Linked DNA regions of Homo sapiens: region 2 is linked to region 1. The links are chromatin contacts, found by Hi-C or POLR2A ChIA-PET in ENCODE. All regions are on one chromosome and are shown on one strand. Each heading gives the region's core, a stretch centred on a gene start or an enhancer-like site at or near the end of the contact. The rest is flanking DNA. Distances are from core to core; before and after follow the strand shown.

The links. Hi-C counts contacts between places; a loop is a spot of excess contacts on that map. ChIA-PET counts read pairs that join two places held with the same protein, here RNA polymerase II (POLR2A). Pooled maps may share reads with other maps.
Region 2: a loop to region 1 is called in a map of CD4-positive, alpha-beta T cell, with 4 times the contacts of the local background. The contact joins the promoter of CDC5L here to the promoter of TFEB in region 1. A Hi-C loop is called at or near these places in 1 of 168 maps with a recorded cell type or tissue (CD4-positive, alpha-beta T cell) and 6 of 50 pooled maps. POLR2A ChIA-PET finds 5 or more read pairs at or near these places in 1 of 52 experiments (activated CD4-positive, alpha-beta T cell).

Annotation. Positions count from the first base shown.
Region 1 is chr6:41,733,681-41,737,529 of GRCh38, forward strand. It overlaps TFEB (transcription factor EB), which reads right to left and starts at 1,928. Exons shown (of 9, transcript NM_001271944.2): 1 at 1,670-1,928. It overlaps PGC (progastricsin), which reads right to left. Exons shown (of 9, transcript NM_002630.4): 9 at 3,031-3,324. The coding sequence ends at 3,172. RefSeq lists silencers at 477-916, 1,047-1,576, 1,617-2,086.
Region 2 is chr6:44,385,960-44,389,761 of GRCh38, forward strand. It overlaps CDC5L (cell division cycle 5 like), which reads left to right and starts at 1,747. Exons shown (of 16, transcript NM_001253.4): 1 at 1,747-1,909. The coding sequence starts at 1,865. LOC124901323 (a long non-coding RNA gene) reads right to left here and starts at 1,960. Exons shown (of 4, transcript XR_007059595.1): 1 at 1,080-1,960; 2 at 91-210. RefSeq lists an enhancer at 1,629-1,828.

The sequences.
Region 1 (3,849 bases), core at 678-3,177:
GGGACCTCAAGGCAGCTGACCCTTCCCTTCCTCTGCCTCTGCCTCTCCTGGCCGGCCAGGAACTATTGCTGGCTGTCCCTCCCCGGACAGTGAGCTCCCTGAGGGGAGGGCCTGAGGACTGTCTCCCAGTCGTGGCACCAAGAACTGCGTTCTAACCGAGCGCATCCGCATCTGTCCACCCAGAAGGAAACCAGAGACCAGCCTCCAACCTCATCCCCAGCTGCCCAACAGTGCCAGGTCTGGGCCAATGGAATCTCGGCCAGGGCGGGTGCAGGGGCCTGAGGCCACACCCCAGAGGTGTCACTGGGGGCCTGCATCCGTCTTGTCCCTTTCCCTGAGGGATGAAGCAGCCCCTCACTCGGGATGGGGGGAGGGCAGAGGATGGGAGCTGGGCAGTAATTAACCTGCACTTCCCCAGCGAGCTCTAAGCCAAAAACTGCGCTCAAGTTGAGTGCAGAAGCTCCGCGCTGAACCGTCCCCAGAACAGACAGGCGAGAGAACGACGGCTGGAGCTGAGGGGGGTTCGGGGGAAGGCGCAGCGGCCAGGGGCTGGCGGAGAGCGGAGGGCGGGGGCCTGGGCCCAGCGGGGTTCGCGCAGACAAGCCCCGCCCCGGGCTCCCTCCCTTCCTCACCCGGGGCGCGGGGCTGGGGCGCGCCAGGCGGCTGCGGCGCGAACCTGCTCGCGCAGCCCGGAGCAGCTCGGGGCAGCCGTGCGTGAAGCCGGAACCCCGCGCGGGGAGGGGGCCGAGCTGGCATCTGCCCGCTCCCTTCCAGGAGGCGAGCGGACGCGCTGGGCCAGAGCTGGTCGGGACAGCCCAGGGGTGGGCGGCACGGACTCGGGGGATCGGGGGGAAGGGGGCGTGTTTTCCGGGATTCGGGACCGAGACGGGGGGAGGGGGAAACTCGGGGGGCGGGCAGGCAGCTGGGAACCCGGGGGGAGGCAGACAACGGGGCGCACGGAGGGAGCGCTCCGGGGTTGGTGTTCCCCAGGGTCATAGAATAACCCACGGGGAGAAAGAGACTGCCCAGGGACTCGAGGGGACGGGGCCAGGGGCGGCTTCTTCAAGAGACCGAGCTGGAGGAAGGGACGGGAAGGGAGGGAGAGATGGTACTTCCACCCGCCCCCCCATCAGCCCAGCCCCCGGGGCGTGGCGCCGCTCTGGCCCTCCCACTCCCCCCGCTGGCCTGGCCAGACTCAGCCCCCGCACACCTCCCCTACCTCCGACCCCCTCTCAGGCATCGCCGGCCCCAGCCGTGTCCGGTGGAGGGGGAGTGGGCGCGGGGCCCGCGCGTCCCTCAAACTTCTTGCGAGTTCACCATCACGCCTCCCGCCCCTTCGACTCCCAGCTCCGGGCCGGGAAGGCCCATGCCCGCCCGGCCCCTCCCGCCCGGTTACATAAGGTCGCGGAGAAGCCGCCCCCGGCCCGCGCCTGAAGGGAGGGGCCGAGGGGGCTCCCGGCTCGGCGGGCAGCGCCGCTCGGGCCACGCGCTGGGCGCCCGGGGGCGGACGGACTGCGGGTGGGTGGCGGCGCGCACGGTCCTGCTTCCCTCTCCTGCCGGCATCCCCCACCCTCCCACCTGTCTCCGGGACCCACGGGATAGGGGCCAGGGAGCCTGGGTCGGGGGTCCCGGGCCCTCCTCGTGCCTCTCGCTCCCCGGTCCCGCTCACCTCGCTCTGAAGGTCAATCTGTCCGCCGCCCGCGCCCCGCGGCTCCGGCAACTTGTCGCAAGTTCGGGTGCCTGGCCCGCAAGCTGTGCCCGCCACCTGCTCCCGGCCTGCTCCGGCCCCGTGCCACCAGGGAGGCCCGCCCCGTCCGCCCTTCCCGCCGCCGTCGGCGCCGCGGCCGCTCCCTGCGTCCCGCCCGGGCCGCCGCCTCCGCTGTCACCGAGCCCCGCGCCCGGCGCCCGGGCTCCGGCTGTCACTCCACGCACACTTCCCTCCGCGCCCGGCAGAGGGCAGCACCCGCCCCGCCTCCCAGCCGCTCTGCCTCGGCGCCCACTGGGAAGCGTAGTTCTCGCTGCAGTCCCGCTAGGCACGCCGGGATTTGTAGTCCCGCTCAGCGGACTAAGGCTTACAGGGAAAGAGGCTCTTGACTTGGAACCTCTGATCCACTTCTACCTCTTTGCAAGTTTTCTTTCTCCTCTCAGTAAAGTCCCAAACCAGGGCTCACTAAGATACATTCTGTAGCCTGTCCGACCCCCTAAAAGGAACCTGCAGCCTGCTGTCCTTCGGCAGTCTAAGAAAGAGAGGGTCCCAGATGGTGTGCTGTTGCCATAGAAACTCCACCTGTGGCAAATTCCAGCTTCTCTTCAGGAGTAGGGTGCAGGACCTGGATCTTGCACTTTTATCCCTGCCCCGATCATAAGGGGCAAGGCCAGGGTGAGCCTGGCGAAGTACAGGGTAAAATATGACAGTAGAAGGCAGCCTGCCCCCATTATGGGTTCTACATTCACGCCCCACTCACCAGCCTGAGCTTGCTGTCATGTTGCTGGACAGAAATTGTCTGAGCTCCTTTCATGTCACCTTCCCTTGTTGGAAGTTCACAGGGTGCGGAGGCATCATTCTCTACTTTCTCCTCTTCCCCGCCCCTTTTTCCCTGTCTCCTCCCCCAGCCCCTCCCCTGCTTTTCTTCTCCTTCCCCTCCTCCTTTTCTTCCTCTCTCTCCTCCTTCCCCACATACAATGTTGCTCCTGGTTTCTGGATCTTTTGCTAAGAGGCTCCTGAGGAGGACAGGGATGAAGTCCAAAGGGACAAGATCCCTTGCTGAGTTGGTTCCAGCAAATAGGCTCGATTTCTCTGTGACTCAAGTAGGAACACTCTCCCCCGGCCCGCCACCCACCCACCCATGATGGCGCTACCACTGTCTTCCCTTTCCAGGGGAAAAGTATGAACTTTAAGCTCTGAGGGTTACAGAGCCCATCCCAAGCCATGCCTTAGGTCCCATTTCTCTTAGAATCACAGTGACCCACCAGGAAACCTTGTAGCCACTCAGGGAAAACTCCCTTCCAAAAACAACAGGATGACCAACATAAAGAAGAACTATTTATTATTAGAGAAAGTCCAGAGTCCAGAAAAAGAAGGCTGAATCCAGAGTGGAAAGACAGATACAATGCCCTAGGAGGGTGCAGGGTCAAGAGGAAGAGGGGAGCCCACGTGTCGAGGCAGCAAGTCTAGGCGGCAGTGGCAAAGCCTACTCTGTTGTTGCCCAAGTCGTAGACGGAATAGTAGGACCTGAGGAAGACATCCCCGAGGATCCACAGGGGCTGGCCGTTCTGGGAGGACAGGTAGGTGGGCTCGACTCCCACGGTGCAGTAGCCGTTGTTCTGCTCAACAAAGAAAGGCAGCACTCATTCATTTGTCCACACATGAGCTGGGCCCTGCTCAGCTCTGAGCCCTGGGCTGGGAGCACAAGTGCAGAGCTGAGGGAGCCAGGGTCTCTGCCTTGAGGGCTCATAGGCCAACTGAGCCACCAGAGCAGAGCGGGTGGGAGGATTTCTGGAACAGGTACATTCAGGCTGCCGTGGTCCTCAGCAGGGTCTCCTCTCCCCATGATGGGAAACTTCTCTTCCCACAGACCTCCCTCCTGCTCCCAATTTGGAGCAGATCAGCCTGGTGGTTAAACCTTGGAGCCAAACCAACTTGAATTCAAACCTTAGCTGTGTCGCCTTGAGTCAGTTACTCAACCTCTCTGAACCTCCAAGTTTTCATTTGTAAAACAGAAATGAGTATCTCCCTCATTAAATACTGTGACAATTAAATGGGATCATGAAGCAAAGTGCTTTGCACAGTGGTCTGCCCTAGTAAGTGCTCAACAAAGAGCCCAGTGCCTCTCCCCACTAATTAATAAT
Region 2 (3,802 bases), core at 497-2,996, 2.7 Mb after region 1:
AGAATGCAAGGACAGGAATGCAGCTGGGACTCAGGAACATGCTGGATCCAGGTACTCTGACATGGTCAGGACTTACATCTCTCTCTTTACCTGCTTTTTTCCCTTAGTCCAAAACATGGTGGTAGACAACTCCTGGGTGTCACGTGTTGGATGTTCAGCAGTCAGTAGAGACTGACCTCCTCTATGCTCCAGTGTTAAAATCTCGAAGACCTAGTATTTGATAGCACAACAGGGTGACTATAGTAAAAAATAATTTAATTGTACATTTAAATTAACTAAAAGATTATAATTGGATTGTTTGTAAAACAAAAGATAAACACTTGAGATGATGGATACCCCATTTACCCTGATGTGATTATTATGTGTTGTATGCCAGTATCAAAATATCTCATGTACCCCATAAATATGTGTGTACTATGTACCCACAAAAATTAAATATAACAAATTAAAAAAAAACCGCCCCATTACAGGAGAGGTCCAAATGAAAACATTTTGTTTGAGTTTAACTGGCCACAGGTCCAATGGTTTCTTATACACCACACAGTGGGTAAACAGCTCAAGGGCGGGCTGCCCGCCAGCATAAACCTTTGAGTGGCAAACACTACCAGGGTGGCCATGGAAAATGCCCTCTTGCTGACCATAATTGCACAGAATGTGTGTAAATAAAAGCTAAAAGGAAAAAGAAAATTCTGTAGCTCTTCCAGAAGAGGCAAACGGAGAAATGAAGAAATATAAAGAGATAGGCACTATATAAATACTAAGTACTATAAATAGGGCATTTCCCAACCCACTAAATATTTTGATATTTTCCAGGGATGGAGCCAGAGATGTTCTGGAAGGATGAAGGAGACTGCATGAGTAATTGGGGTGGGGTAGCAGAGAGTTTGCCAATCCCTACCTCACTGGGTTTTAGTTATGTTTCAGTTAATCTGCCTCCTCATTTACGAGGCGGGTATTGTTAGCTCCACTTTTCAGATGAGGATACTGAGATTCAGTAAGGTTATTACCCAAACTTATGAGAAAGCCAAGATTTCACAATATTTCAACCCAACTCGACTTTGTCTAATACCAGTGCGTACCAATGGCATTATTAATCCAGACTGGGCGATGAATTAAAAACTCTGACGTGACGTTTCTGCAGGTTTCTGGAAGAAGCCTGGATCACCTGGGGACGGGGTGAAGTTGGCGTTGCCCTCCTTGCAGTAATAGCTGCTATTGTTTTGCAGCAGTTATTATGGATCAGATACTGTGCTGGGTCTATGATCTCATTTAGCCCTTACGACAATCCTGTGAGGTTGGCATTACTATGATCTCTATTTTACAGGTTAGGAAACTGAGCCTTAAATAAACTACTGGATTTTCCTGAGTATTCTGTGAATAAATTCCTATTACTGAAATACTTGAAAGGGCTAGATTAATAAATTAACAAAGCCTTCTTCGGAGCAACTGTGCTGAAATTCCGTACGCGTGACGTTCCCACCCTCTGCCACTCGGTGACGTCACGATCAATCCCACCACTAAGTTCCCAGCCAAGCGCTACCGCCGCTATCTCGCGAGAGCCGTAGTTTCTTCCATTCTGTTTTGGACATGCGCGGGGCGTAAGGCGCTTTGGCCAGAGTGGTTTGATGGTTTTGTGTTAGTCTTCCTGCAGCTGAGCTTCCACAAGACACTTTTTCCCTTTCAGCCACCCAATATCTCGCGAGACTTGCTATTCTGCGCCCCCTCCCACCTTGCGCTTGCGCAGATCTTCAAAGCAGAAGGTCGCGCTTGGAGGAAGTGGCGGCTTTGAGTCCGGTGGCCCAATCGCTGTTACTACTTCTCTGAAGCTCCTCTCGGCTGCTTGCCGAGACACCCTGCCGCCAAGATGCCTCGAATTATGATCAAGGGGGGCGTATGGAGGAATACCGAGGTAAGTCTCCTTTTCCCGCCGTCCGCTGCCCGCCGCTCCCTCTAGCAGCTTGTGCGCACGCGCGCGGAGGTCGGGGGGGCGACGAGGAGACCCTGTGGGGTCTGCGTGGAGGGCAGCCCGGGGGCTGACCCTTGGGGCCCTTTCCGTGTGTCTGGCCCCGTGTTGTGCGAGCGCCAGTAGGACAGGGACCGTGATGTCACCACCTGGCTACTCGGCTCCAAGCTCACTTGTTAGGCCCTGAGTGAACATTTGTTGACTTGAATACGCCCCCTCCCACCCCGCCCCCCCGCCCCCCCCGGCCCCGGGAAGAACTCAGAGTTCCAACTCAGCCAGAGTTGGTCCCCCGGGGCACCATCCACTCTTAGTCCAGGCACCACGACTCTGTCTCATACTCAGAAATAAAGAAGTTGCCGTGGCCACAACTTTGTGTCTCCATTGACTTCCTTGCAGAGGGGAAGCAGTTTGAGTGCCAGGTTCAGAGAGCCCGTTTATGCCCGCATCTCTCTGGTTATCTGTTATCAGGGCATAACCTGTCTGCCATCTCGACAGATCCCAAGGTCTGTCTCTTTCTGTCACTGCCTTTGCCTAGATAGAAGCCAGAAAGGAAAAACTGGCCTAGGATAGTCTCTGTTTCCAGAAACGTAGTGGATAGTGCCATTGGTGAGCCAAAGGGCAGTAGAGTGGGAGTGAAATAGAAATTAGATTTTAGTGCGTTTTGTGTTCAGAGTGTACCGAATTTATCAGTTTCTGGAGCACATCATGTCTTTTCATGCTCTGTGTCTTTTTTTCGTTACATTTTATGGCTTCTTTTTTTTTTTTTTTTTACATCTTTTGCCTTCCTAGCGCTTGACATCTTTCTGATCATCCTTCAAACCTAGTTCGGAAACACTTCTTGGAATCTCTGTAAGAATTAATTGCACCCCCGATATTCTCATGATACCTTTTTCTTCCGTTTGTTAAAACTTGCTTTGTCTTTTTGTAAGCATCACATCCTCTGTGTGGTACTCGGTAAGTTTCTTAACTTCTGAAAGCCTCAGTTTTCTACTTTTTCTAAATTGGGATAATAATACTTAACCTCTCTTGAGGATTACACGAGTTAATACGTTTGGAATATTTAGATCAGAGTAGGGCACATAGTAGCCTCTGAGTAAGAGCTAGTTGCTCTTTCACCTCACCAGACAGCATGGCGAGAGGACCAGGTCTTGGTATCCCTAGGACCTAGGACAGTAACCAACATGAAGTAGGTTGCTCGACAGGTATTTGCAGAATGAATCAAGTAGAGTAGGTATCTGCTGTATCTATTTAATTGAAAATGTGTTTAAGTGTAGTTGTACTGCAACCAAGTTACAAAAAAGACAATGAAAACTGCCTCAGCTTCCACCGAGGGAACCAGACTGTTTAAATTGGAGAAGAGATGACTTCTGAGGGAGAGACAGATATAAAATCAAGTAACAGTAGGATTCCTATGCAGTGGTCAAAGCTCTGCAGTCTTTTTAAAAAGTATCTTTGATCATGGGAGATGTAGAGGATGGAGTGGGGTATCTCAAGAGGCACGTACCTCAAATCCAATGTGGGAAAAAAAGCCTAGAAGTAAAATCGCCTAAGTGCATGCATCTATGGCTCCATTAACTTTCTTGTCTTTGGCTTGGCTTGCCAGGCTTCCTTGAGGTTGGTGCATTCCACATGGCAATGGGTGCCCTGGTGAAATGGTATCTAGAGATGGGGGGAAATTGGAAGGAGAGCTGACTAGTGGGGTTGGGGTAGAAATATGTAATTCTTAGGTTAGACCTGAGATGTGGATTCTTGGGTCATAGTTGGGGTTAAGGGGCTGGAGGGGAAATGCCATGTATAAACTTGAGACAGGAGGCTTGGATTGGAGAATATATTCACCAG